2 separate regions of the Homo sapiens genome follow, and region 2 is linked to region 1. The links are chromatin loops, found by intact Hi-C in ENCODE. Cell type or tissue: PC-3. All regions are shown on one strand. Links, peaks and the distances in the headings refer to the core of each region. The heading gives the core; the rest is flanking DNA. Region 1 overlaps TGFBR3 (transforming growth factor beta receptor 3). Region 2 has its middle 24 kb from the start of BRDT.

Region 1 (15,553 bases), core at 3,734-8,733:
GCAGTGTGACAGCTGGGACCAGTGTCAAGGAAGTTCTAGGTGTAGCATGCTTTTTTCAGAAGGGATAATTAATCAGAGGCCTGGCACTACTATAAAACAGACTTCTGCCTTTTCCATTTTGAGGACAGGATGCCAGGGTTCAAGTCCACATGGAAGTCTCACTTTGGAGTAAGGAATCCAACCAGGGGGTCCCAAGACTGGGTTGATACTGTCCCTCCCCCTCCCCACTTGTGCAACCTCCCTTGTGCTGAGGTCCGCAGCACACACTGGGGCATCATGGCTCTGGCCACCACAGCACCCCCAGCACCACCCCAGAACAAAGGGGACCAAAGCCTCTGTTTGTCGGCTCGTTGCGAGAGAGCATTGGGTTTGCACTCTGCAGTCTCCTCTAATTCCCCTCCCCCTCAGAGAGAAAAGCTCAAGGCTCCACTGACTCAGGCTGCTAGAGCAGCCTCCCTCCACATCTGCTGAGGGTTTTGCCAGATGAGCAAATGAGGTATGCACACCGTGCAGCTGCAGCCCTGCGGATGCCTCCCCCACATCACAGGATGGAAAATGATATTGGAACGGCAAGGTTGAAATTTAATTAAGAAAGAGCGTCTATGGGCCAGGGACAGGACAGTCTGGAACTCAAGAGACTAGGGCCCTCCTGGGATTGTGGCCGGCATATCCAGTTCATAGGTGTGCCTGGCTTGTATCTGGCACATAGTGGGCATATGGTATAGGTTTCCTGAATTAACAAACAATGATGTGAGATTTGAGACAAATAACAAAATATTCACTCATGTGAAGCCACTAGGAAAGGTCTAATTGTTCAAAAGTTGATGTTATTAAGGGCTCTAGTCCCAGAAGCCATTGTCACTAAGTTGAATAAGCTGACCACTTTTGTTGTGTGTGGTTTCTCCCCCGCTCCCCAATGACTTTCCGAATGCCTGGCATCAAAACTTATACCGAGTGCCAAGTAGAAAGGAAACCACAAAGGGGAATTCCCGGGTAGAAACCTGGCAAGTTTGGGGGCAGGGGGAGTCACATGCTTATTTGTATTTTAGGGAAAGATTGACAAATGACTTTGAGACACAGAAGGATATACTCTGAGAGCAGGAATGAACCTGGGGGGTAATGCAAACACCTCATTTTCCTGCTGTGGAAACTGAGGCTCTGGTGGTAAGTCAATGTTGCTTGAAGCCTCGCAGCAAGACCAGCTGGGATAAGAGCAAAACTCTTAAATTCTTTCATTCTGGGTATATAGATGAGAGCAGTTCCCAAACGTCAGCAAGCATCAGATCTCCTAAAGGGCTGATTGAAACACTGACTGCTGGGTCCCACCCCCAGAGTTCCTGATTCAGTTGGTCTGGGTTGGGCCTGAGAACTGGCATTTCCATCAAGTCCCCAAGTGATGCGGATGCTGCTGGGGCAAAAACCACACTCTGAGAACTGCTCGGGTTAGAGCAACCAGGCCTCATGGCCTGCGATCGCTGGGTACAAGAAAGGTAGAGCCAGGTCGGATTCTGGGAAGTGGGGGATGAAGCTTGCTCAGTGCAGTCTGAGCCGTGGTGATAAACATATCACTTTATGGTCCACTGACCTCACCAAGGAACCTCCTTTCCCTACTGCTCCTCTCTCCACGGCATGGCCCGGTGACTCATACTCAACTGGTGGCTGGAGTCAAGTTTCAGGGGTTCCGAAGGTGTTACCAAGGAGTTAACAGTTTTTACTGCACCAGACACAAGGTCCTTTAAGTTGGCTTCCCCTACCCAGTGTGCACAGGCTGAACCAGTTAAGTGACAACCCGTGGCTCTCAGGGTAAGTGACTACTGTGCTTAGAAAGAAGCTCATGCACTGCCGAGAGAACACAGTCCAACATTCTAAATGTTATTATAACAAATTTTCTTATTCTAACAAATTCCAAGGGGTAATCAACATTCTTTCATGCTACTAGAATTCTGCTTCAGAAACGCGGCCCGCTGGCCAGGGCTTAGAGTCTTTATTAAAAGAAATTTTTCATTTTGTCTCAATGGGATTTGACCTCTGTTATTAGCTACCTATCATGAGAGTACAGAAACAAACTTAGACTTTTTGAGCCCAGCCCTCCTCTAAGTCCCCTTCTCTCTGCCTCAACTAAACAAGGATGTTCATCCAGGTGGACCACTTCCCTTTTTGAGTTATGCTTATTTGGCTAGGACTTAAAGTACAGCTCAGGCAACAAGCGTTAAACTCAAGAGTCAGGAAGCCTGGGTTTGTGTTCTGGCTTTGTCACTTGTTAGTAACTTGGATGTGAGCAGGTTCACTTAGCCCTCCACTAAGCCCTCTGTAAAACGGTGGAAATGACATCTTCCTCCTGGGGTTACTGTGGGGTTAAGTGGGATGCACGTGAAGGCCCCTGAAATGGCTTCTGCACGTAGCATCCTCTCCGACGTCCACGTCCACCTTTCCTGCCTCTGTCTCTCACACACTTTAAAGCAGCCCAGATCCAAATAAGAGTTGGGATCAAGTGTTCACTAACCCACCCTTCCCTGTCTTGTCTATGAGGAGGTGACAGCTGCTGTAGAATTTAACAGAAAGCAGCTGGATGCTGAAGACCTTAAACGCAGTGTTCACACAATCAGCCAGCTATAACAAGGACCCATTCACAAGAGTTATTTCCTAGTAACTTATGGGGGTTCCAAATATACTCAACTGAAAATAATGATTTTTAAAAAAAGGTCTGGCCAGGTGCGGTGGCTCATGCCTGTAATCCCAGCACTTTGAGAGAACAAGGGAGGAGGATCTCTTAACCAGCAGTTCAAAACCAGCCTGGGCAACACAGCAAGACCTGTGTCTACAAAAAATTGTAAAAATTAGCCAGGTATGATGGCATATGCCTGTAGTCCCAGCTTCTTGGGAGACTGAAGCAGGAGAATCACTTGAGCCCTGCAGGTTGAGGCTGCAGTGAGCACTGATCGCACCACTGCACTCCAGCCTGGGCAACAGAGCAAGACCCTGTTGAAGGAAGGAAGGGAGGGAGAGAGGGAGGGAGGGAGGGAGGGAGGAAAAGAATGAAAGAATGAAAGAATGAGAAAGAAAGAGAAGGTTTTTTGTTTTTGTTTTTGTTTTAAAAAAGGCTTTCAAAACTGGGTTTCTGGATATTTCTATCCCTTTGCAATGCAAGGAAATTTAAATAGGCAATCTCTTATCAAGACCCTACACTTCTTTTCTCCAATAATTTGTCCTTGTAATAGTCATTTGTACTAAAAATATATTTAAATACTTTTCCTTTGCTATTGTCCAAAATGTAACCTATGTCTCAGCACCACAAACTGACACAGGCTTCAAACGTTTGCAGAACACAGGTAAGAGGAAGCCACCTGCTGACCCATTCATTCTGCCAGCTCTTCCACTCCATCAGTCATCACCTCCTTCCCACACCCTCAGCTTCTCACCTCCACTTACTTTTTTTGACTTCTGTGCATGGGTGTCTTCTAAATCCCACACAACAACCTTCTCCTCTCTCCCCCTGCTCCTCCCTGTGTTTCACTTGGCCATAACCAGGCCTGCTTCCCCAGGAGGAAAAAAGAAGGGAGGGAATATGGGGGGCGGTGGAGAGGCCTGGGGCCAAATGACCCCTCAGGTCCCTTCCAGGTCCAACATTCTGTAATTCTGTGATTCCTTGCCCTAACCACCTGGTTTCAGAAAAGAAAACAATTGCCTGTCATAAATCAGTCATTAACTGAAGCCACATAAAATTTACCTTCCCCCACTTTAATATAAATGTTTCTTGCTATCTTGAGTTCGGTGAATGAAGTAACTGCTCCATACTCTTTTCGGGCCCAATTTAACAGATGTTCATTTCCATGGGGGAAGTTCCTTTCTTCTGTTTCTGCTGTCAAGGAGAAGTTTGCTGATGAAAACTGGACCACAGAACCCTCAGACACCTAGAGGAAAGAGAATTGCGTATTTAACATGGTGCAGTCACCGGAGCTGAATCATAATTAGAGAAAGTACTTCTCAAATCGAAGTGCTTGTAAATCGAACCTCTTCCCTTTGTTATACAAGCAGATCAGCGTTTTTAAGCAGCGGATTCAAGGAATAATCCCAAGCCTAGTCCTCCCAGACAAAGGCAAAACTACCAATGCAGGATGTCCCTCTGAACTCTGAAAGAACCTTGTGAGGACGGACTGCATTGCACATTGAGTAATCGTAAGAATTATCACTGCTATTTCCAAGAAATCTAAATCGAAGACCAATCTTACAATGAATGTATTTCAAGTCAAGTGGGAAGCCTTGATGAATGTTCTCGTGGGCTTATAAAAAGCTTCAGGATCAAGACAAGTGATCCCAAAGTCCTGCTAGCAACTGATCACGACTTTCAGGTCTTCCACAGTTGCAGCATCTGCCAACAGAGTCATCACAATAGGGAAACAGCGAGAGTCCTCTTGGTTTATGTTCACCTCAGCACTGAGATAAAAATGGCCAAAGGTTGCCAGCCTTTCTATCACATTGCTCTATTTCATAAGAGTGAGATGAATGTTTGTAACAGTTTATTGTGTAAGACCCCCAAATTCCCATAGATAATGAAGTCAAGAGGCTGTTAAACTGATCTAATAAAACTTTCAGGATGACGTATGCAAGTACCTCATTCTTGCTGAATGTATTTAGACCACTGCTGACCTAGCATATCATGGTATATGTGTAATTAACACATCCAAAGGAGGAAAATCATCATCTTGTTGCTGTGCTATAATCAAATTTAGTTGCTGGTGAAAATATGTATGCCATTTTTGTTGGCTAGCATTTATAAAATAACTGATTTTTTCAATGTCAGAGTGAAACCTCAAAATGTGGGCAAGAAGGCTCACAAATTCTCAGGTCATAGAACTATAAATGTCTTGTATTAAATTTCACATGAACCATTTATTCATAACGAAAAGCATGCAGTTTCTGAAGTAAGACTAAGAAGCAAGTCGAGGGCAGGGATTTTATTAGTGGTTCTATCACAGCAGCATTTTTAACACACACAAAATTATATTTTCCCAGCTACTGTGCTAGGCATTAATATTTTCTATACAATTATATAAACGTATCTTCTAAAAACGCTGGCAAAAAAAAGTACTTCAATTAATTGATTCCATGACCTACTAATGTTGCAAGCTGAAAACTAGAATCACCTGAAAAGTTTCTAGATATCCTGATGCCCGGGCCACACAGATGGTACAGAGCTACATGTTCCACTCTGGTTTTGTTTATAACTGGCATCAGGACATTCAGAAATGATCGTGACTACACTTGACAGCACTGATACGTAGTAAGTGTGCAGTCAGTGGTAGCTGTGTAGAACTACACAGGGCTCTGTGGAAGCCCTGAATTAATCACTAATAAACTCGGTGTAAACCAAAGCTACTCACAACAGCTACCACTGACTGCACACTTACTACGTATCAGTGCTGTCAAGTGTAGTCACGATCATTTCTGAATGTCCTGATGCCAGTTATAAACAAAACCAGAGGGGAACATGTAGCTCTAACCTTGTTTTGACGTCGCCTGAATAAGAAAAAAATCCTAGGTCATTTTCCTGCCAAAAAATAACCATGCCCACCTAAGTGTAACTTCTCTGAGGCTTAGCTACTCATCAACACTGAACTTCCAACAATGTTTATCTAATTTTTTGACTTTTGCACTGTAGTAAAATCTTCCTTTCACTTGTACTAAAAAGGCATTTTTATCAAGGCTGTCACCAAAACCCACAACAGTCCAGAGGCCTTTGTCCCACTGCCAGCACAGTTCTGAATGTTTAGACGAGAAACCCTGGATGTTCTGCTTCTTGTTTCTCATTCATGTTGTGGCCATAAACTACAGCAACCCTATATACATTATACACAGAGTACGTTTTTCAGAGCGGAAAGCGGGATGTCACACTGGTGCATTCCAGAGGCAAGAAAGCAAACAGCACAAATACAGAAGATATCAACGGCAACTCCGAATTGTGTCCTGAAGTAATTAAAGAGCGATGCCGTGATGAAGCTGGTGATGGGGCTGATTCGTGGAGGAGGAACAACTCCCTCTGCTCCCTCCAGGCATTGTTGTCCTCACGGGCCAGCAGCAATAAGCTTCATACACTCAGGGCTGAGGAATTTGGAACTGGAGTTAACTGCCACTCCTCAGGCACATTCCAATAAGAAGAAAGCAAAGCTGCAGTGAGGTGTCCCTGACTGCAGGTCAGTGGAAATTTTCAGCTTCAGCAAGGAGTGAGCTAGCACTCCCCTCCTGACTGCCAGCTCTCCTGACCCTGACAAGGCTACAGCTGAGTTTTAGAAGGTGTTGTTTTAGAAGGTATTGTTCAGATGTTATTTCCATCTGATTTGCGGAACTGTGAGGCAGGCTACGGTGACCTCTACAGCAGAAAAGCGGAAACCTCAGAGAGTCTAATGGCCTACCCAAGGCCAGAGAGTCATGCACCAGGCCCAGACCAGAACTTAAGACTTCTGACTCCTGGTCACAGCTGGCCTCTGCTTGCACCCTTCCAGAAAGAAGACCTCACTAGCTCCCAAGACAGCAGATTTCTGTTCTGTTAGATTCATTTTTTATACACTAGTCTGAGCCATGCCTACTAGAACAAAGAATTCCTTCGTCTTTCTTCCATGAGACAAGACTTCAGGTGTTTAAAGGTGTCATCTGACCTCAATCACATGTTTGCTTTTTCAGGGCAACACCCCTAGCTTCTTCAGTTCTGCCCCAGATACCCTGGTTGTCAGAGCGTCAACAGGATAGTCTCTGAAAGACGGTGTCGGGACAAGATTCAAGGTCTCCAGGTATGGTCTGAGAAGCATACTGTGATGGTTCATTTTATGTGTCAACTTGACTGGGCCACAGGTGCCCAGATATTTGGCCAAACATTATTCTGGGTATTTTGGTGAGGATGCATTTGGATGAGATTTAAATGTTAGTACATTGAGTAGGGCAGATTTCTCTCCCTGACATGTATGGGTTCATCCAATCAGTTGAAGGCCTGAATAGAACAAAAAGCTGACTCTCTCACAAGTAAGAATTCTACCTGATGGCTTTCAAACTGGAACATCAGCTCTTCCCGGTGCTACAGCAGCCTACAGGCCTTCGAACTGGAACTGGGGCACTGGCTCTGCAGATTTTGGACTTCTTAGCCTCTATAATTGCATGAGACAATTCCTATAATAAATCTCTTTCTCCATATATGTGAACACTGCATGAAGCATCCACATTAGCTTTGGCATCAGCTGAACCCTGCTATGATCTCATATTTACTAATTGATATAGTTTGCATATTTGTCCCCACCTAAATCTCATGTTGAATGGTAACCCCCAACGTTTCACATGGGGCCTGGTGGGAGGTGTTTGGATCATGGGGGCAGATCCCCCCATGAATGGCTTAGGCCATCCCCTTGGTAATAAGTGAACTCTCGTCTTGAGTTCACGTGAGATCTGCTCATTTAAAAGTGTGTGGCACCTCCCCCGACACACGTTCTCTCTCTTGCTCCTGCTTTTGCCATGTGTAAGTGCCTGCACCTGCTTCATCTTCCTCCATAAGTAAAAGCATCCTGAGGTCTCCCCAGAGGCAGATGTTGGTGCTATGCTTCCTGTACAGCTTGCAGAACCATGAGCCAATTAAACCTCTTTTCTTATAAATTGCCCAGTCTCAAGTATTTCTTTTTAGCAATGCAAGAACAGCCTAATAAACTAATCTATGCTTTAAACATAGAGCCAACAAAGATTTATGGAGTGCCTGCCTACTCCATTGTTCTCCATGCTGGAGACACAGTGGAGAGACACAGTGGAGAATATGACAGAAAAAATTCCCTGCCCTTATGGAGATTAAAGTCTAATAAGACAGCCAGAGGAGCACAATAAGGTCACTGAGAAGTTAAAGACCTAAAGGAGACGAAAGAACAAACCACACAAACATCAGGGCAAGGAGCATTCACAGTTGAGACGCAGCAAGTGTAAGGTCTGACATGGTGAAGGAAGACCAAGGAGGTCAGTGTGGCTGGACACAGGGCTGAGAGGAGGTTGGTAGGACACAGGGCTGAGGCAAGGTTGGTAGGACACAGGTCCCAGAGGAGACCAGTAGGCCCAACAGGACCTTGTAGACCGTTGTAAGGACTATTGAAACATCTACCAAATGTTTTCGCAGGATGGCTCTGGCTGCTATGTTGAGTCTAAGGGGAGACAAAAAGCAGGAGATCATTAGTAGACTTCCGGAATAATTCAGGTGAGAAACAGTGGTCACTCACACCAGGAAGGATGGTAGAGATGATGGTACCTAACCCCCCAAGGTCTTTTCACCAGTTCGAGGCTTTTCTATCCTATCCTTATACCCATAATTCTCCCAAAATAAATGCAAAGTCTTATAGTTATTCTTCAGACCCATATTTCAAGTCTGAAGAGACCATGTAAAAATCCTTATTTTATTAGCTATAAATAATTAAATTTTATAGCACACCTTCTGCACTTTCATCTAAATCCCTGAGAGGTTGACCAAGACAAGGCTGAAGTCTGTGACTCATACGTACACTCCCACACTAACCTGAGCACATTAGCAGTCCTTGCTGGGGTTCCAGGTTGTTCAGCCAACTACCAAGGGACCTCACAGAACCTTCCTCATCTTTGTAAGGGCATCATGCTACAACCCACCAAGAACCCTGCTGCATTAGTCCATTCTCACACTGCTATAAAAAAATACCTGGGACTGGGTAATTTACAAAGAAAAGAGGTTTAATTGGCTCATGGTTCCACAGGCTGTACAGGAAGCATGGCTGGGAGGCCTCAGGAAACTTACAATCATGGTGGAAGGTGAAGAGGAAGCAGGCGTGACTTATATGGCAGGAGCAGGAGGAAGAGAGGGAGTGGGTAGGTGCTACATACTTTTAAATAACCAGATCTCGTGGTAAATCACTCACTATGACGAGAACAGCACAAAAGAGGAAATCTTCCCATCCCCATGATCTAATCACCTCCTACTACCAGGCCCCACTTCCAACACTGGGGATTACAATTTATTTTATTTTATTTATTATTTTTTGAGATGGAGTCTTGCTCTTGTCACCCAGGCTGAAGTGCAATGGTGCGATCTCGGCTCACTGCAACCTCCACCTCCCAGGTTCAAGAGATTATTCTGCCTTAGCCTCCCGAGTAGCTGGGATTACAGGCGTGTGCCACCACATCCGGCTAATTTTTGTATTATTAGTAAAGACGGGTTTCACCATGTTGGCAAGGCTGGTCTCAAACTCCTGACCTCAGGTGATCCACCCACCTCGGCCTCCCAAAGTGCTGGGATTACAGGTGTAAGCCACCACACCCAGCTGGGATTACAATTTTTTTTTTTTTTTAGATGGAGTCTCGCTCTGTCGCCCAGGCTGGAGTGCAATGGCATGATCTTGGCTCATTGCAACCTCCACCTCACGGGTTCAATTGATTCTCCTGCCTCAGCCTCCCAAGTAGCTGGGATTACAGGCGTCCACCATCAGGCCCGGCTAATTTTTGTATTTTTAGTAGAGACAGGGTTTCACCAGGTTGTCCAGGCTGGTCTTGAACTCCTGACCTCAGGTGATCCACCTGCCTCAGCCTTCCAAAGTGCTGGGATTATAGGCCTGAGCCACTGTGCCCGGTCACAGGATTACTATTTAACATGAGATTTGGGCAGGGACATAGACCCAAATCATATCATTTGCTGAAATGAAGACAAGATATTTCCAGGTCATTCCTCTAGTCTACCAGTCCATGCTCCAGACACTGCATTAATTTTCATGGCATAGCACCCTTATCAGAGTCTGGCTTGTAGAAGAACATAGGATATAAAGAGAATAGCAAAACACATAAGAAATGTAGGGAAAATAATTTTGTCTAATATGAGAAAGGGTTGCAATCATCACTGCAAGGAAGATAACTGCAAGAGTGTATAGGAGAAAAACAACCTATTTTTCTCTATGCTCACACCACTCTCAATAGTTTACTTCTGACATCGCATGTCTGGGTGTTTTTCCCACACCAACTAATTCTCCAACTCAGAACACCAATTGATGCTGTGTATTTCGATGTAATTCTGATACCATCTACCTGGAGATAGGTCAGACCGCACAGATTAAGGGCTCAGTCCCACAAGACTGCCCCTCTTCAGATGCTTCTGATAGTGGGGCTATAAATCATAGGTTCCCATGACCCTGAGGTTCAATTATTTTCTAGAATGGCTCACAGAACTCAAGGAAATACTTTTAAGTTTATTCATTTATGATAAAGGATACAACTCAAGAACAGCAGCCAGATGGAAGAGATGCACAGGGCAAGGTACGGGGAAGGGGTGAGGAGCTTCTGTGCCCTCTCGGAGAGCGCCACTCCCCCACGCCCCGGCACCTCCACATGCTCACCAACCAGCAGCTCTCCAAACCCTACCCCACAGATCAGGGATTTCTAGGGAGCCTTCATTCCACAGGCATGACTGATAAAACCATTGGTCATGTATGATTAAGTCAATCTCCAGCCCTTCTCCCCTCCTTCAGAGGGGTGGGCTGAAAGTTCTAACCTCTAATCACATGGTTGGTTCCCTTGGCAACCAGCCCCCATCCAGAGGCTATCCAGGAGCCCCAGCCACCAGTCATCTCACCAGCATACAAAAAGGTACTTAACACTTCAGAGATGATGAGGGTTGGAGGAGCTGTGTGCCAGAGGAGGAGACTATTTATTCCATGCCCCATCTTCCACCTTATCCCTGGAGGCTTGCCACAACACTGTCCCATTTTGGGTCCTTATAATCTCAACCAAACTGTTGCAGTAACTTTCTACCCTCCCAGCCGCTATTCCTGTTCCTTCTACCCCTCCTCCACACTGTCACCTGGGTAATCCTTCTAAAAAGTAAACACATGATAAAGCGGAATGGCACCTAAGCATCTTAACATGGCGCATGACTGAAGTGCCTCTGCCCGCCCTCATCTCATGCCACCCTCCCACATACCCAAGAACTACTCACAGTTGTAGAACACATCATGCTGCCACACACTCCTGGGTCTTTTTACACCCTGCACCCTGCCTGAACCCGTCTATCCTACCTTGCTCCCATGGCAAACCGTTCTGTGTCCTCCCAGGAGTATCACCTGCTCTGTGAAGCCTCCCAGGCTCCCTACTCTCCTCACAATGAGCTGCACACAAGTGACTGTACAGACCTTTAGTCCATCCCTCTCTCACATGGACTGCAACTATTTATCAGCATACCTGCCACCCTCATTTGACAAAGAGCAACACCTCGAGGGCCAAGAAAAAACCTTGTTCATTCTGAATCCCTTGGGCCTGGCATAGTGCTGGGCATGAAGCAAGGACCCAATAATTGCTTGTTGAATGAAAGCTCAATGTTGTTACCTACAGGAAAAGATACACCATAATTGATTCATTCCCATTACCCAAACTCATTGCTTCCCTTACTGCCCAGGAAATGAGCTTTTGGCCAAGCTTTAAAGCTAATGATTTGATTTTTCACCTAATAACTCCACCTAAAAACCAATTATTAAAGCATATTTAGTAATTCCATGTCTTCCCCACAACCCAATGAACTTTCCTCCTGCTTGCTAATTAAAACCCAATCCTCTAACATTCCCTGACATGACAAATGTCTTCCTGTGGGAATGAACAGAGCACTGGGCTCCAAGGGTCCCAATTCCTAGTAAACGTTTGTTGAAGGGGAACCATGAAGCACTTTACAGTCAAACAAATCCTGGGATGCTGAGGTGCACCCTGGACTCTCCTGAATGCTCCTCCCTACTTGAACCATGCACAACATTTGTATTTGAAATTCAGGTTATGCTACCAGACTTTTTTAAAGAGCAGAACATTACTCTATCTGCCAATTGCTGGGAGTTTTATTATAAGAACTTACGGCTAGGCAACCACAGCCAAGTTTATTATTTTTTCTGGATCAGGTTCAACAACCTCATCCAAAACTACATGAAAAAAGCCAAAGAGGCAACCAGCCCTTTGTTTCCACACCTGTCTTTAAGCTTTAACTCTTAAAGTCCTCAGCGGATCCACGGAAGCCTCAAGGTTGATCTCCCAAGCCTGAGTGAAGTGTACAAGTCCCAGCTAATGAGCACAGACACCATTTTCCTGGCACTGAGGTTCTTTGCTTTAGCACTTAGCACATCAGCTGACTCACCACCTGGCAGGTTGCATTGTAGCCTCTCTCTGGGCCTCCCCAACGTTGGTTTAGTCTTCAGTGGTGAGGAGAGGAACTTGCTGTGGATAGTGCCACACATCCCCATCCTCCTGCCTCCTTGACCCCTACCCCAAAAAGAATGCTCCCAGATGAAGTCTTGAGGAAACTTCAGGCCACCCTAGATCAAAAGTGGATATTAAGTCTCATCTTAAGTTTCACCTCAACCTCCTTCAAGTCTATTCAAATGTTACCTTCTCAATGGGCCCATTTAAATTTACAACCCCACCACCCAGCCCCACTCTAGGAATTCTGATTTTCCCAAACTCACTTTACATTTTATTTCTACAGTACTTGTCACCTTCTAAAATGCCATATAATATGCTTATTGCCCAACTCCTTCCACTAGAAGGTTCCTTCAGAGGCTGGGATCTTAGTGTGCATTGTCCATGGGTATACCCCAAGTGTTGGGTACAAAAAAGATACTTGTTAAGTATTTGTTTGATAAATAAAACAAATCTTGATGTCCAATTAACTGGCAGTGCCTGCCTAAGGTTCTGTGCTGAGAAGGATTCTGAGGTCATATTCAGGAGCAGTGGAGAAATGGGAACAAATGCCATGAGCAACCACGTGTCTGCCAGGGGGTTAGCGAAGGCATCATTGCTCTACAGCTGTTATCCAATGTAGTGTCCACTGGCCACATGGCACCATCAAGTACCTGAACCTGAAATGTTGCTGGTTAAATTGACCTGTGTTATATAAATGTAAAATGCATACCACTTAGCACAAGAAAAATCCCTATCTCATTAATTTTTATTGACTGATTACAAGTTTAAGTGATATTATTTTGGATCTACTGGGTTAAACAAAGTGTCATTAATATTAATTTTACTTACTTTTTTTTTTTTTTTTTGAGACGGAGTTTCGCTCATCACCCAGGCTGGAGTGTAGTGGCACGATCTCAGCTCACTGCAGTCTCTGCCTCCCAGGTTCAAGCGATTCTCCTGCCTCAGCCTCCCGAGTAGCTGGGATTACAGGCACCTGCCACCATGCCCGGTTAATTTTTTGTATTTTTAGTAGATATGGGGTTTCACCATGTTGGGCAGGCTGGTCTCGAACTCCTGACCTCAGGTGATCTGCCCACCCCGGCCTCCCAAAGTGCTGGGATTACAGGCACGAGGAGCCATGCCCAGCCACTCAGCCTTCTTTTACTTTTTAAATGCACCAATAGAAGACTTAAAATTACATATATTGTTGGCATTATATTTCTATTGGACAGTGCTTCTCTAGAGCCTCCTCCAATTTGACCCTAAGAAAGGAACATGTTTATGAACTGATCATGTCCATCCATCTGCTTCTTGGTCTGGTCTCAACATAAATCAATGTCAAGAAAACATCTCAAGCCCAACGCTTCCCAAAGTCTGATCCTCAGACAGAAGTACGTTAAAATGCAGACTCCAGGGTGGTGGGAGGTAGAAATGTAGGAAACTACATTATAATCCTCCCTCTACCACTCATGATTCTGACGCATACTTGAGGAACATTGTTCTAGGCCATAGATATGAATATTATTTAAACTCCAATAATCTTTATAAAGCTCGAATGAGATTGTTTGAAGAACGAGCAAGAATCTCTCCTCTGCACTGATGATAAAAAGCCAAGAGGGAGAGTGTAAAGCCAAGTCATGGATGGAGTCATCTCCTTGCACATCTCAAAAGGAAGAAATGGGCCTTGTGAAATAAGAGAAACCATAGCTCCCCAATGATAATGAAAAAGCCTGTTGAGATCTCAGAGGAAATCTGTTCCAGGAATCTCAAACGCACGCGTACACACACACACACACATCCCCTACAACTCAGCTGTGGTCCATTTGGAACTTGAGTTATCAGCTGGGTGAGTGCCTGCTATTCAGGTTACAGGCCCTTGGGGCTGCTCTAACTCGCACATCCAACTGCACACATGTCCGTGACTTTGGCATTGGTGGAAGTTCAACACTTACACAATGAAAATAGACTCCTCCCCCTCTTCTGTCCTGCCCTACTCCCAGCTTTCAGTATTCCTCTTCCCTTTTCCTGACTCCTGCACAAACAAATCTCTTTTTGGAGTTGCCTGCTTAGGAAAATAGAAAGAGCAAAACAAGGAAAACAAAGAAAGCAAAGAAAAACACACTGATATTTCAGAAACACCTGCCATGCCAAGAACTTGCTGGCTCAGTTCCAGGGGGAAAAGACACACGGTAAAGGAGAATAGGTATTCCTCAAGAATCTCAGTTGAGGTTTAAGTGGGATCTACAGATTGGCCCTAGAACTCATCACAGCCCCCACACAGAAAGGCATTACAAAGATTATGCTTTTATGTATTTTGGACACACAAAGTCCAGCAAAAACAAACATACTGGAACAGCACTGAAATATTTACCTTCCAAATGAAGACTGAACCCTGCATTTTAAAAGAGGAAAATCACACGTTCTCCCTACCCAATTCCTGGGAGGACCCCACTTGCCTATTTCCTCTGAAGCCATGTGATGTGAAATGCAATCCGAAACATGTTTTCTATTAACATATATCATGACTCAATGCCTTTTAAAAAAGCTTCATTTCAAAGAAATAATAACTTCCATGCCTGTGAACCTAGGTTCATAATTTGCAAAGCTACATATTCATGAGCCATGTGATGATGGTATCTGCCAATCATGCATTCATGAAACACAAATCCATGCAGCCATTTAAAAATTCTTGGGTGATTTTATTTAGTACCCCAAACCAGATTACTTTCTTCCAATAAAATGACTTAAAACATATTTGACTATTACTTTTTCTCAAAACATTCATGATGATCATCCTGTTCTTAATTTTTGCTGAAATATAAAAAAAACCTAAATGACTGAAACCGCCCCATGTTCTTAACACCCTGCATGTTTACACACGTCCAAGAGGAAAGCTCTGAGATGCTGCCCTCCAAACACAAACATGCACAAACTTGAACATGAGCCAGTACAAAAGCAATACTCTCATCTCCCATGGAAACGTTATCAGAACAACAGTACATGTGAGTGTGTATATACACAAAGAGAAGCAAAAGATGTCTTTCCATCTAAAAAACAAACTAAGTCCCCACAAGTTACCAAACTGATGAAGCACAAGCTGCTTTCTAATATAGTTTTCCAAAGTAGAGTCCCAGGCCACACAGGAATCCTGTCCAGCTTTACAAAAAATTCTTCAGACTCCTAACTTTACCCTTCCTCATCTGCCAATGTTAGCCTGATGGAAGAGCTTACCCCCAAATTCAAAGTGCATTTCAATCTAAATGATGTTTTTCACGAAAAAAAATAAAATGTTGGTATCATTACTATTACTTGCCATATTCCTTTATCTAATTTTGTCCTCCAAATGTGCTCCTGGAGAACCCCA
Region 2 (15,553 bases), core at 6,735-11,734, 190 kb after region 1:
CAACTTCCCCTAAAGCTGGGTCTCACCATATTGGCCAGGCTGGCCTCAAATTCCTGACCTCAAGTGATCCACCTGCCTTGGCCTCCCAAAGTACTGGGATTACAGGCGTGACCACAATGCCTGGCCTTAATTTCTTTACTGGAAGTTACTGTTTCTCTCTCTCTCTATTAATATTCAAACTTCGTCACCTTTGGAAGGAACATTAGAATTGCCACTGTGCTGGTCTAAACTGCAGGTAGCGATGCAAGTCTAGCAAGTACCTCCTCCTCAATCCATTCTCATTCAGGTAGGGTAAGGTAACACAGGTGTAGAACTAGTGAGCTATTTTTACCACTAGGCAGTATAGCTGCATTCACTCTTTTTTTTTTTTTTTTTTTTTTTTTTTTTTTTGACACGGAGTCTCGCTCTGTCGCCAGGCTGGAGTGCAGTGGCGTGATCTCGGCTCACTGCCACCTCCGCCTTCCGGGTTCAAGCGATTCTCCCGCCTCAGCCTCGCAAGTAGCTGGGACTACAGGCACGTACCACCACACCCAGCTAATTTTTGTATTTTTAGTAGAGACAGGGTTTCACCATGTTGGCCAGAATGGTCTCAATCTTTTTTTGTTTGTTTGTTTTGAGACAGAGTCTCACTCTGTCGCCCAGGCTAGAGTGCAGTGGTGCGATCGCGGCTCACTGCAAGCTCTGCCTCCCGGGTTCCCGCCATTCTCCTGCCTCAGCCTCCCGAGTAGCTGGGACTACAGGCGCCCGCCACCACGCCCATCTAATTTTCTGTATTTTTAGTAGAGACGGGGTTTCACCGTGTTAGCCAGGATGGTCTCTATCTCCTGACCTCGTGATCCGCCCATCTCGGCGTCCCAAAGTGCTAGGCTTACAAGCGTGAACCACGGCGCCCAGCCGGCCTCAATCTCTTGACTTTGTGATCCATCCACCTCTGCCTCCCAAAGTGCTGGGATTACAGGCGTGAGCCACGGCGCCCGGCCTGCATTCACTCTTTGCTGCAATTTTGCTAGATAGGGTGAAAGTACACCCATCCCAGTTATGCCCTTAGGAATTTCGACATAAGGTTTAACAATATCATTACATTTTTTTGCTTACAAATCTGGTTCAGGGCCAGGCGTGGTGGCTCACGCCTGTAATCCCAGCACTTTGGGAGGCTGAGGCAGGCGGATCACCTGAGGTCGGGAGTTCGAGACCAGCCTGAACAACATGGAGAAACCCCCTCTCTACTAAAAATACAAAAGAATTAGCTGGGCATGGTGGCACATGCCTGTAATCCCAGCTACTCAGGAGGCTGAGGCAGAAGAATCACTTGAACTTCGGAGGCGGAGGTTGCAGTGAGCCGAGATGGCGCCATTGCACTCCAGCCTGGGCAACAAGAGCGAAACTCCATGTCAAAAAAAAAAAAAAAAATTCTGATTCTGATGCGATGGCTCACACCTGTAATCCCAGCACTTTGGGAGACCAAGGCTGGTGGATCACTTGAGGTCAAGAATTCAAGACCAGCCTGGGCAACATGGTGAAACCCCTTCTCTACCAAAAATACAAAAATTAGCTGGGCATGGTGGCACATGCCTGTAATCCCAGCTACTTGGGAAGCTGAGGCACGAGAATCACTCGAACCCGGGAGGTGGAAGTTGCAGAGACCTGAGATTGAGCCACTGCACTCCAGCCTGGGCAACAAGAGTGAAACTCTGTCTCAAAAAAAAAAAAAAAAAAAAAAAAAACAGAAATCACCCCTGCTGATCCAGCACTTGTACTTGCAGCCCTGGCCCTGGGACCACTGCATCAGGTAAGGGAGAAAAGAAAAATTTCGAGATGATTTCAGGAAGAAAGAAAAAATTATAGTTGTTATACTGGCATACTCCTCCCTTGGTAAGGAAAACCAGCATCCTCCCCAACCACCTTTCCCTTCCTCAGATCAACCAGAAAAACAAAAAACCTAGCAGGGCCACTCTAGTCCCACTCGTGTTGAGTGTGAGCACACACTTATGAAGGTATGTAAGCCAGCCCAGCATGCTCTTATCTCTCCCTGATTTAGACAATGTTTCAATTGCCAGTCTACTTCTGCATCAAACTATTACTCTAAAGAGGGTATCTCTCTGCCCATTGTTGGACATTTTGCGCTGTACAGTGTGTTCCTTAATCTGAAGAAATGATGGTTGGCCGTCCTAATCCAGGCAACGTCTTCTGTTTTTCTTTCTTTTGCACTCTGTTTTCATTTCCATTGGATAAGCAAAGCCCATGTGAGTCAGCATCTATTCCTGTGAAGACCCACGTATAGCCCCCCAGGGCTTCCGGCATCAGTCTCACTTGCCAGCTATGATCGGGGCCTTCCCATCACAGACTCTGTTCCACAGCCATCAGCAGTCCCTGTCTCTCTTGCTGAGATACAGAATAGTTCTTCCTGGCATTTTGTGCCTTGGAATTGCCACCCACAAACCAAGCGGCTGTTGGTTAGTCGGTTGAGAGCTGTTTATTGTGCACTGTAGAATCCCGCAGTTTCTCACATAGTTCCAGAGTCAGCCATAGTGGAAAAGCAACTCCCTGCATTCCCCAGGTAACATGATGATCCTCCATAAACCATTTCCATTTTACTACGAACTCTTCTGGGCACTGTGTCCCCATTAGAATGTTTCTCTGGGCTTGGTGCGGTGGCTCACACCTGTAATCCTAGCACTTTGGGAGGCAGAGGCGGGCGGATCACAAGGTCAGGAGATTGAGACCATCCTGGCTAACACGGTGAAACCCTGTCTCTACTAAAAATACAAAAATTAGCCAGGTGTGGCGGCGTGTGCCTGTAGTCCCAGCTGCTGGGGAGGCTGAGGCAGGAGAATGGCGTGAACCCGGAAGGCAGAGCTTGCAGTGAGCCGAGATCGTGCCACTGCACTCCAGCCTGGGCGACACAGCAAGACTCCGTCTCAAACAAACAAAAAAAACAAACAAACAGAATGTTTCTCTGGCCAGGCACAGTGGCTCACACCAGTAATCCCAGCACTTTGGGAGGCTGAAACAGGAGGATTGCTTGAGCCCAGTAATTAGAGACCAGCCTGGGTAACAGCAAGACCCTGTCTCAAAAAAAAAAAAAAGTGTTTCTCTGACATCACCCGAGACAGCATGGGTATTTCAGGTGGTATACAGGTAACTTCAGCTAATGTTTCATAGCAAGGCCCATCAAGAGGAAATTCTCTAGTCCAAAGGTTCCAGTAGTTGTTGCTGGGAGGTGTTCAGAGGCTTTTTTTTTTTTTGAGATGGAGTTTCGCTATTGTTGCCCAGGCTAGAGTGCGGTGGCACAATCTCGGCTCACTGGAACCTCTGCCTCCTGGGTTCAAGTGATCCTGCCTCAGCCTCCCGAATAGCTGGGATTACAGCCCCTAGCCACCACAACCAGCTAATTTTTGTATTTTTAGTAGAGACGGGGTTTCACCACGTTGGCCAGGCTGGTCTGGAACTCCTGACGTCGTGATCCACCCACCTTGGCCTCCCAAAGTGCTGGGATTACAGGCATGAGCCACCACGCCCAGCCTAGAGGCTTTTGCCATAAACTCCAGGAAATACTCCACCGGGGGTTAGAAAGTGGAGAATTTGTCCCTACCAGCACTCTAGCTTCTACTGTGCACTGTGTGAGCTTGGGCAATATTACTGGTTCCCATTTAGCGTGTCCAATTAATGTTTGAAAAACAGATTCACATGCCTTATGTTTTACAGTACCAGGTAGGGAAAACATTCCCCAATCAGATAAAATGTTCATTCCCATGATACAATCAGGTAGAAGAGATGCTGCTGTGTGCGGTGGCTCGTGCCTATAATCCCAGCTCTTTGGGAGGCCAAGGTGGGCAGATGACTTAAGCTCAGGAGTTTGAGACCAGCCTAGCCAACATGATGATACCCTGTCTCTACAGAAAATACAAGAATTAGCCGGCGTGACAGCACGTGGTAGCAGCTACTTAGGAGACTGAGGCACGAGAATCACTTGAGCCCGGGAAACAGAGGTTGCAGTGAGCTGATATCGTGTCACGGCATTCCAGCCTAGGCGACAAAGTGAGACTCTGTCTCAAAAAAAAAAAATGCAACCACTTCACGTGAAGTGTATTCAAATACACCAACTTTCATAACTGGCTCCTCCATTTTTATGTTCCAGTTTCATGAACTCTTCCTCACCCCCAGACCATTTTATCCTCTCTTGTGCCAAAGTCTTTGGGTCCCCAGCCAAGGGTTGAGCCAAAGGACCCTGCCTCTTTTGTCAATCTTTATCTTGATTAGTCTGCCCGACTATTGCCCTAAGCAATTTCGGATCAGATTTTTCATTGTAACCTCTGCCTTCCCGCTTTTTAAATCTCTCCAAACTGAGAAAAACACAGCAAACTGGTTTGGGCCCTTTAATTGTGGGAGACCCAGAAGATTTGGTTCACTCAACCTACGATAGAACTAAGATTTTTATTGTAACCTCATCAATTTTCATTTTATTAATTCCATTTCTTAATAGCCATCTAAATATTTCCACCATGCTGGGATGAGTCCCATGACTCTCTCCTTTCTTATTCTCCCTTCCTTCCTTCCTTTCTTCCTTCCTTCCTCTCTCTCTCTCTCTCTTTCTCTCTCTCTTTCTTTCTTTCTTTCGAGACAGGGTCTCACTCTGTTGCCCAGGTTGGAGTGCGGTGGTATGATCATGGCTCACTGCAGCCTTGACCTCCCGGCTCAAGTGATCCTCCTACCTCAGCCTCCCAAGTTCCTGGGATCACAGGTGTGTGCCACCATGCTCAGCTAATTTTTTCATTTTTTTTGTAGAGATGGGGTCTTGCTTTGTTGTCCAGCCTTCTTTTTTCTTCATAGTTTCACCCCATCATCTTATTTCTTTATTCACCATATTTCTTAATAACCATTAAAAAATTTCTTGGCTGGGTGCATTGGCTCACGCCTATAATCCCAGCACTTTGGGAGGCCGAGGTGGGTGGATCATTTGAGGTCAGGAGTTCGAGACCATGCTGGCCAACATGGTGAAACCCTGTCTCTACTAAAAATATAAAAATTGGCTGAGTGTGGTGGTGGCACACCTGTAGTCCCAGCTATTCTGAAGGCTGAGGCGGGAGAATCGCTTGAACCCGGGAGGCGGAGGTTGCAGTGAGCTGAGATCATGCCGCTACACTCCAGCCTGGCGACAGAGCGAGACTCCATCTCAAAAAAAAAAAAAAGTCCACCATCCTACAATAAGTACTTTGACTCTCCCTTTTGCCTTTCCCTGTTCTCTTGTTAACTAACCTAATGCTTTTATTAACATCTGTAAGACCCACAAAGCAAATTTGTTAAGGCTTCTCTGTAGTTGGAGTCTGCAGGAGTAATATCACATGGGGTCCCCAGGTAGAAGGGGCCCCCTTAATCACGGCATTTACCCTGACCTGGTTAACAGGCACATTCATCAGGTGAATATCCTGGTCATCCCAAAGCTAGTACCACATGGCTTGAATACAAAGCACATCAGCTGCCTCATCAGGGGTGTTCCACTTGACATTTATAGGTGAATTCGGGCAGACCTTCTTCTCAGGATAAACAGACCTTACAGAGGCTTATATCCACTCCACCAGGCTGGCTGTTGCCTCAGGAATAACTTCCTTTTTTTTTTTTTTTTTTTTTTTTTTTTTGAGACGGAGTTTCGCTCTGTCGCCCAGGCTGGAGTGCAGTGGCGCGATCTCGACTCACTGCAAGCTCCGCCTCCCGGGTTCACGCCATTCTCCTGCCTCAGCCTCCCGTGTAGCTGGGACTACAGGCGCGCGCCACCATGCCCGGCTAATTTTTGTATTTTTAGTAGAGACGGGGTTTCACCGTGTTAGCCAGGATGGTCTCGATCTCCTGACCTCGTGATCCGCCCGTCTCGGCCTCCCAAAGTGCTGGGATTACAGGCGTGAGCCACCGCGCCCGGCCAGGAATAACTTCCTATGTGTCTGTGGGTCCTGCATCACCCCAAACATGTCCTTCCACTCTGCATTCTTCCCCTGAATTAGTCACTCTCATAATCCATTTTAGTAAAGCATCCTCAGGAAGCCAATGACACCAGTCTACAAAATGGAACGATTCCTTCACACTCTCCTTCTGGTTTCAATAGTTACTTGGTTTTGCCCTTCCTTCACATTGACTACCTTCTTGGTAACCACAGATCTCAGAGGCACATTCTGTTGTCCCTGTATAATTTTCTCCTTTGTGGGTGACTTTGAGGCTAGTGGCCTGAGCTCAGACAGACCCACATCTGAGGTTGGTCAGCCTCAAGTCCTGACCCAGCACCATCTTTTACTTTCATTTTAGCCATTGCAGATAACAATAACCAATGAATTAAATATCTTAACTCCACTTGTAACTTTTACCTTTAGTAACTGATCTCAACACAGCTGTGGCTTCATACCGTGGGTGACCACGTGGCCACCCAGAAATCAAAGATTTCTCATCCCCACCCTTTTATTGTTTCTCTTCCCAAACCACATGTTTCCATGAGTCAGAGCCATTCCAGCAAATCCTGCTTCACTGACATCAGTTGTGTAGGGAAAACTCTAACTGTGTTTTTCCTCTACTCTCACACCACAACAATCATCAACACAAAAGGAGACTTCTGTGACCATATGTATGGGTTTATTTTCCCCTGGACACCAAGCAGTGGACACCATCTGGGTGTCTTCTAATTCAGTTCCAACACTGTCTACCGGAATAGTGTCAGATCCCACAGGTTGAGACCAAGACTGGCCCCCCACCCACCCACACACACCAGTCTCACGTCCAGGCCTCCAGAACTTCTAACCAACTGGCTTCAAGTTGGGGTTCCTATGTCCCCCTCTTTGAGTTTGATTAATTCGCTGGAGTGGCTCACAGAACTCAGGGAAACACTTACTTGTGTTTACCGGTTTATTATAAAGCATATTGCAAAGGATACAGATGAAGAAACACGTAGGGCAAAGTATGGGTGAAGGGTGTGGAGTTTCCATGCCCTCCCTGGGTGCGCCACCCTCCAGGAACCTCTGTGTGTTCAGCTGTCTGGAATCTCTGTATCATCAATTTCTGCCTCCATTTTCACATGGTCTTCTCCACTTTTGTCTGTGTTTGTCCTCTGAGTGTCTCTTATAAGGACACTTGTCATTGGATTTAGGACCCACTTGGATAACCCAGAATGAGCTAATTTGAAGATTTTTTTTAAATTTATTATTATCATTGAGACAGAGCCTCCCTCTATTACCCAGACTAGAGTGCAGTGGCGTGACCTTGGCACACTGCAACCTCTGCCTCCTGGGCTTAAGCCATCCTCCTACCTCAGGCTCCTGAGTGGCCAAGACTACAAGCACACACCACCATGCCCAGCTAATTCTTGTATTTTTTGTAGAAACTAGGGTTTCACTATATTGCCCAGGCATGTCTCGAACTCCTGACCTCATGATCCACCTGCCTCAGCCTCCCAAAGTGCTGGGATTACAGGCATGAGCCACCACTTAGGCTGGGTGAGGTGGTTCATGCCTGTAATCCCAACACTTTGGGAGGCCAAGGTAGGAGGATCACTTGAGCCCAGGAGTTTGAGACCAGCCTGGGCAACATAGAGAGGCTCCATCTCTACCAAAAACAAAAAAATTTTAAAAATTAGGCCAGGTGTGGTGGTGCATACCTATAGTCCTAGCTACTCAGGAAGCTGAGGCAGGAAGATCACCTGAGCCCAGGAGCTGATCCTATGCACTATAGAATGTGCAGCTATGCACTATATATATGCAGCTATATATATGCAGCTATGCACTATAGCCTGGTGATAGGGTAAGACCTTGGAGGGGAGGGGAGGGGAGGGGAGAAGGAGAGGGAGGGGAGAAGGAGAGGGAGGGGAGAAGGAGAGGGAGGGGAGAAGGAGAGGGAGGGGGAGGAAGAGAGAGAAAAAGAGAAAGAGAGAAATAGAAAAAAGGAAGGAAGGAGAATAATAAAAATTTGCTGATTCCTTCAATTTTTTTTTCCAGTAAGAAAACTGAGGTCCAACAATATGAATAAAGTAACCCAAGGTCAACAGCTAGCAATGACAAAGCCCAGGCCCTCCATCTTAAAAAAAACTCATGCCTTTCCCCTGCCTTTAGTGATCATAACAATCACCCTGCATGTATGGATTTTACTTTCTAAACCACTATCATAATCATTATCTCATTTCATCTTCATACCAACTCCATGAAGCAGGTGTTATACTCATTTACACAGGAGGAAAGTGAGGCTCAGAGGCCAGGAATTTGAGGCCAGCCTGGCCAACATGGTGAAACACCGTCTCTACTAAAAATACAAAAATTCAGCATCACTTGCTGAAGGTCACATAACCCGTAAGCAGCTAAACTAGGACCACACCCAAGAATCCAGCTTCTGAAGCCTAAATTCTTTCTTATATGCCACATGGCACTATAGCAAAGTACAATGAATCAAGTGAACTTTGTTAAATCATTTTTCTGCCAATAGAAGTCTGTGCTAAAAGGACACCAATCAGTTGCTTACGGTAAACTTGGAAAACCTAACCAGCGGTTGGGCATGGTGGCTTATGCCTGTAATCCTAGCACTTTTGGAGGCTGAGGAGGGTAGATTGCTTGAGATCAGGAGTTCAAGACCAGCCTAGGCAACATGGCAAAACACTACCTCTACAAAAATTATAAAAATTAGCCGGGTGTGGTGGCGCACACCTGTGACCCCAGCTACTGGGGAGGCTAAGATAGGAGGATTGCTGGAGCCCAGGAGGTCAAGGCTACAGTGAGTGTGATTGCACCACAGCACTCCAGCCTGGGCGACAGAGCCAGACCCTGTCTCAACAAAAGAAAGAAAAAGAAAACTTAACAGCAATATTTAATGAATTTAAGTGCTAGTTTTTACATGTAGGTAATTTTTCTGCTATTTCACTTCAGTATTCCAGATCCATCCAGGGCTCAGTGCACGCACAATTCTCATTAATGCTCATGTGAATTGCATACACCAGCTCTCCACAGAAAATACACTCAAAAGCACTCATCATTTAAGAGGCAGAAACTTCCAGGTACATGCTGTCACATGATCAGGAGCCCTGACTGTCTTCCCTACTTCACAGGGGCATCATAAAATATTGTTTGTGGGCCAGGCACGGTGGCTCACGCCTGTAACCCCAGCACTTTGGGAGGCCGAGGCAGGTGGATCACGAGGTCAGGAGATCGAGACCATCTTGGCTAACATGGTGAAACCCCGTCTCTACTAAAAACACAAAAAATTAGCCGGGTGTGGTGGCGGGCGCCTATAGTCCCAGCTACTCGGGAGGCTGAGGCAGGAGAACGGCATGAACCCGGGAGGCAGAGCTTGCAGTGAGCCAAGATTGCACCACTGCACTCCAGCCTGGGCGACAGAGCGAGACTCCGTCACACACACACACACACACACACACACACACACACACATATGTGTGTGTGTGTATACACACATACGTATGTGTGTATATATACACAGTTTGTGAAAGTATTTTGTCTGCTATAATGTACTCTTCAAATATAAAGCAGTAGTATTACTGCTTCCAAAAGGTGATACAGAATAACGCTGCCATTGACAAAGTATGTGTGCATATTCTGCCACCTCGTGGCTAAAAGAAGAAATCATTTTTAATATTTATGCTTCTGGTATTAAGGTAAAATAAGTGAAAGGAACCTTGTTCATATTTTTGGAAACGTCGAACCAAGGCAGAATCTCATTCTGTTGCCCAGGTTGGAGTGCAGTGGTATGATCATAGCTTATTGAAGCCTCAATCTCCTGGGCTCAAGCGGTCCTCCCACCTCAGCCTCCCAGGTAACTGGGACCACAGGTGCCATGCCACCACGCTTGGCTAATTAAAAAATTTTTTTTGTAGAGACAGGGTCTTGCTATGTTAGTCAGGCTGGTCTCAAGTTCCTGGCCTCAAGCAATCCTCCCGCCACGGCCTCTCAAAATGCTGAGATTACAGGCATGAGCCACCACATCTGGCACCCAATTTATCCAATTAATTTCAATATTTACTGAATCTATTAACTTTATATCTTTAATGCAGTAGGAAAACACAGCACCGGAAACATAATTAGATAATTTAAATTTACTTGAACTAAAATTTATGACCTGCCTAACACCACATTTTTTCAAGTCAGGTCTGGTTTTTTTCAAGCATATATTCATTGCACATGAGAGTAGTTATTGGGAGCTACTCTGCTGGGGATACAGCAGAGAAGCCAGCACAAGTTCCTGCTTTCAATGGAGCTTACATTATAGTGGGGAAGATAAACAATAAACAGATAAATACAAAATATGTTAGTTGATGATGAATTTAATGAAGAGAAATGGAGTTGAGCAGGGGGAATCGAGTGTGACTGGCAAGGCCATGTGTGCTCCACTTCAGACAGGGCTGTCAGGGAAGGCCTGGGTGCAGGGAGAGTATTTCAGGCTGGGGAAACAGAAGGGGCAAATTCCTGATGCTGGGAAATATTTGATGTGATTGAAAAACAGCAAGGAAGCAGCAAGGAAGCCAGTGGAGCAGAGTGAGTAGGCGGGTTTTAGGGGACGAGGTCAGAGAGGTGGTGGGGATGCCAGCTTGGTGTAGCCATGGTTAGGACTTCAGACTTGGCATTGGGATTTCTAGGTGAGATGGGAGTCACAGTGTGATTTTAAGTAGTGGAGTGACCTATAATCCTGGGTAACTCTCTCACAAACAAAAGATAATACCAAATAACCTGAGAGACAAGTTTAATAGAATGCCTGGTGAGAAATGGTTACCATAAGAATATAAAATTGTTCAAAATATTTATAAAAACAGCTCTTTTAAGAGAACTCAGGGTTATAGAGAAAGAATGCATGGCATCTTTACACTGAAACAAGTTACATCAGGCTGGACATGGTGGCTCACGCCTATAATCCCAACACTTTGGGAGGCCACGGCGGGAGGTTTGCTTAAGCCCAGGAGTATGAGACCAGCCTGTGCAACATAGTAAGGACTCATCTCTATTAAAAATAAAAAAAATTAGCCGAGTGTGGTGGTACACACCTGTAGTCCCAGCTACTCGAGAGGCTGAGGCAGAAGGATCGCTTGAGCCCAGGAGATGGAGGCAGCAGTGAGCTGTGATCACGCCACTGCACTCCAGCTTGGGCAACACTGTCTCAAAAACAAAACAAACAACCAAGAAAAGAAATGAAAAAAAAAAGAGAGAGAGAGAGAGAGAGAAACAAGTTATATCAGGCAAACCAAAGCTATTTTTACTTAGGATTGTCTCTGAAAAAAAGAAAGCTTTCACAATAGTACATAAATTCTCAAGACACTCTTCAATGAAGAAATAAATACTTCCTGAATGTCCACTATATGCAGGTAACCTGAAAAGGCAGGTTACAAGACAGGGCTCCTGCTTTAAAGTCACCTATAATTCAACTGAGGAGATAAAACATATGCATATAAAATAATATCATAAGGAAACGTACAAATTCTGAAGGAGAGCTGGAGACAAGGCAGTGGCATTTGGCAGGAGGAGCTATGCTAATGCCGGGCTGCAGAAGAATGCAGGGTCAGGCAGGAATGGAGGCAGGGAAAACAGGGCAGGGCTGGGGTCCAGGAACAGTGATCTTGGTCTGGGCCAAAAGCCAAGAAAGACCAGGAGTCAAGAGGCCATACTTGGGATTAGAGACTCAGAGAATTTTAAAGGGGAAGAAAAATTGGAGATGATTGAATCCAGGTTTCCTGTTTCACAAAAGAGGAAAATCAGATCAATCAAGATTTCACTGGTTAGTGACAGAGCTGGTCCTAGAACAAAGACCGCTGAGTTTTTGTTTTGTTTTGTTTTGTTTTGTGTTTTCTGAGATGGAGTTTCCCTCTTGTTTCCCAGGCTGGAGTGCAACGGCGTGGTCTCGGCTCACTGCAACCTCTGTCTCCCAGTTCAAGCAATTCTCTGGTCTCAGCCTCCCGAGTAGCTGGAATTACAGGTGCCTGCCACCACGCCCAGATACTTTTTTGTATTTTTAGTAGAGACTGGGTTTCACCATGTTGGCCAGGCTGGTCTCCAACTCCTGACCTCAGGTGATCCACCCACCTCAGCCTCCCAAAGTGTTGGGATTGCAGGCGTGAGCCACTGCACCTGGCTGATCCTTGGGTTTTTAGTCCATTGCTTTTGCACATCACCACCAGGAAAATGACAGTGGACCTATGGAATTCTCAAAATTGCAAAGCAGGGTTGGAAGTGAGCCTCATGGGACCATGAAGAGAACACAGATCATCATGATGGGCTAGAAGCAGGATGCAGATCTAGGAATTAGGTGGTCAGCAAGATGGAAAGAAGTAGCTAGGCCACAGGAGAGTAACTGACCAGTATCTTGAGGACAAATTAAGTGGGCCCAATGCTTGGCAAGGGTAAGAAATCCTGACCCTGTAAACCTGAGCAAGAGGCACGTAGAGAGCAGACAGAATTCAGACTATTCTGAGATGGGGAGGGGCACAGGAAGAGTCATCCAGTGAGAAATCATGCACAGGGGAGTGGGGTGATGGAAAGGTATCATTCCATCTTTCCTAATAATGATGGTACAATCATTTGTCTTTTATTTGGTGGTGGTGGGGGAGGAGCGTGTAAACTGATATGCTTTGGACTTGGTTTTTAGTCTTTAAAAGTTATACTTTTTTGTCAGATATGACTCCTACATGGATAGTACTGGCTAATAAAAGATGCAACTATTTGGGGATATGAAGATGTGTCACCTTTTTTATGTCAGATAATTGAGGTTTTCTATCACTTTTGTTCTACAAAGAAATTGTTAATGTATGTTTCCCGTCAATCTTCAAGTATTACTAAAATTACTAGATCTTTTCTGAAAGATTTTATGGAAAAAAAAAGATTACTACAGAGAACAGACAGAGAAAGGAATACCCCCTTTTCCTATGGACCAAGAGAGAAGTTGGCCTACCCTGTTATTATCACTGAGGCAGGGGGAAAACATGGTCTTTTTTCTGTTCCAGGATCCAACACAGGATGATAATACATTGCATTTAGAAAGATGTCTATTGACAAACAGAAATTCTTAATTTTGTTTTGTTATTTTGTTTTGTTTTATTTGTTTGTTTGTTTTTTGAGACGGAGTTTCACTCTTGTTGCCCAGGCTGGAGTGCAGTGGCACAATCTTAGCTCACTGCAACCTCCGCCTCCCAGGTTCAAGCGATTCTCCTGCCTCAGCCTCCCAAGTAGCTGAGATTACAGGCATGCGCCACCACGCCCAGCTAATTTTTTTGTATTATTAGTAGAGACAGGGGTTTCACCATGTTGGCCAGGCCAGTCTCGAACTCCTGACCTCAGGTGATCCACCTGCCTCAGCCTATAGGTGTGAGCCACGGTGCCAGGCCTTGTTTTGTTTTTTGAAACAGATTCTCATTCTGTCTGTCACCCAGGCTGGCTCAGTAACAGCTCACTACAACCTTGAACTCCAGGGTTCAAGCAGTCCTCATGCCTCAGCCTCCCAAGTAGCTGGGACTACAGGCGTGTGCCACTACATCCAGGTTTTAAAAAAAAAATGTTTTAGCTGGGCACTCATGTCTGTAATCCCAGCACTTTGGGAGGCCGAGGTGGGTGGGATCATCTGAGGTCAGGAGCTCAAGACCAGCCTAGCCAACATGGTGAAACACCATCTTTACTAAAAATACTAAAAATACAAAAATACAAAAATACAAAAAAAAGTACTAAAAATACAAAAAAAATTAGCTGGGTGTGGTGGTGGGTGGCTGTAATTTCAGCTACTCAGGAGGCTGAGGCAGGAGAATCACTTGAACCCAGGAGGTGGAGGTTACAGTGAGCCAAGATTTTGCCATTGTACTCCAGCCTGGGCAATGAGAGCAAAACTCCATCTCAAAAAAAAAATTTTTTTTGGAGAGATGGGGGTTCTCACTATGTTGCCCAGGCTAGCCTTGAATTCTTGGCCTCAAGCAATCCTCCCACCTCAGCCTCCCAAACTACTAGGATTACAGGTGGGAGCCAACATGCCCGGCCTTGATTTTAGCAGTCAAATTTATCTACATCTTCTTTTTATACATAACATTTTTACTGTCTTAAGACACTTTTTCCCAACCAAGTCACCTATGTTTTCTATTAAAAGTTTTCTTAAATTATTGTTTTTGACATTTAAGTTTTTAATCCATCTGGAGTTGATTTTTTTTTTAATTTTATGGTGTGAGTAGAAATTCAATTTATCTTTTTTCCAAATGGATAACCATTTTTCTCAGCTGTATTAAATGACCAATCTCCCCTTTTTCCACTTACCTGACATGGCATTCCAATATATACCAAAGTCCAAACATAAATGGGTTTCTCTATTATGTTGGTTAATTTGTATCACAGTAGCTAAATTCACTCCCAAGTGAACAGAAGAGGTCTCTCTAAATAAACTTAATTTTTTTTTTGTTTTTGAATGTTATCTACAAAATAAAAATGCTTAAAGTGTTAGTGAGTAGGAGTTGTAGAGAACTAGCTTTAAGAGTTCCTATCTATAATAAAATAGCTTCATAATGAATCCTAATATAAGAGAAGACAATTTCCCTTCTTGCTTTTCTTTTTCAGAAGATTCTTGGCTATTCTTAGACCTTTACTCTTCCTTATCCATTTTTTAATAATCTTGTCAAGTTCTATAAAAACCTTGTTGAGTGTTGTCTGAATTGCATTGAATCTACAGACCAGTATGGAAGGAACTTACATCATTAAGATACAGAATTTTCCTTCACATGGCCACATGGTGTCTCTACATTTGGGTCTTTTTTTTTTTTTTTTTTTTTTTTGAAATGGAGTCTCGCTCTGTCCCCCAGGCTGGAGTGCAGCGGCGCAATCTCGGCTCACTGCAAGCTCCGCCTCACGGTTTCACGCCATTCTCCTGCCTCAGCCTCCCGAGTAGCTGGGACTACAGGCGCCCGCCACCACTCCCGGCTAATTTTTTTTTTTTTGTATTTTTAGTAGAGACGGGGTTTCACGGTGTTAGCCAGGATGGTCTCGGTCTCCTGACCTCGTGATCTGCCCGCCTTGGCCTCCCAAAGGGCTGGGATTACAGGCGTGAGTCACCGCGCCTGGCCATTTGGGTATTCTTTAATGTCTCTTAACATTTTATAGTTTTCCCTTGACATATTTTATGTGTCTTTCCTAAGCACTTAACATTCTCTGATACTATTTAAAACAGTGAAGCCAGGCATGGTGGCATGTACCTGTAGTCCAGCTACTCAGGAGGCTGAGGTGGGAGGATCGCTCAGGCCGGAGAGGTTGGGGCTGCAGCGAGCCGTGATTGCATCACTGCACTCCAGCCTGGGCAACAGAGGAAGACCATGTCTCAAAAACAAAAACAAATATTTGATATCAGCGTCTTACATTTCGGCCATTCTGGTAGGTGTGTAATGCAATCTCACTATGATTTTTTTTCCTTTAAAAAATTTTTTTTTCTTTCTAAATAATAGAGATGGGGGGTCGCACTTTGTTAGGCCAGGCTAGTCTTGAACTCCTGGCCTCAAGCGATCCTCCCACCTCGGCACCCCAAAGTGCTGGAACTACAGGTGTGAGCCACCATGTCAGGCTCGTGCTGT

What was found. Peaks named below come from ENCODE experiments on the same cell type or tissue, not always from the same donor. Only the 100,000 strongest peaks of a DNase experiment are listed, where the experiment ranks them.
Region 2: a loop joins it to region 1, with 3 times the contacts of the local background. A loop is called at or near these places in 5 of 110 quality-filtered maps.

Annotation. Positions count from the first base shown.
Region 1 is chr1:91,731,049-91,746,601 of GRCh38, forward strand. It overlaps TGFBR3 (transforming growth factor beta receptor 3), which reads right to left. Exons shown (of 17, transcript NM_003243.5): 5 at 3,728-3,911. Among named protein-coding and RNA genes, the nearest start is that of TGFBR3, 150 kb to the right of the region's middle. RefSeq lists enhancers at 1,484-1,778, 5,707-6,906 and a silencer at 14,984-15,278. In PC-3, for the core only: no CTCF peak of the experiment used is centred there; a DNase peak (open chromatin) is centred at 6,123; H3K4me3 peaks cover 737 bases; H3K27ac peaks cover 1,875 bases.
Region 2 is chr1:91,917,897-91,933,449 of GRCh38, forward strand. No RefSeq gene overlaps it. Among named protein-coding and RNA genes, the nearest start is that of BRDT, 24 kb to the right of the region's middle. In PC-3, for the core only: a CTCF peak has its summit at 9,565 (motif pointing left); a DNase peak (open chromatin) is centred at 9,565.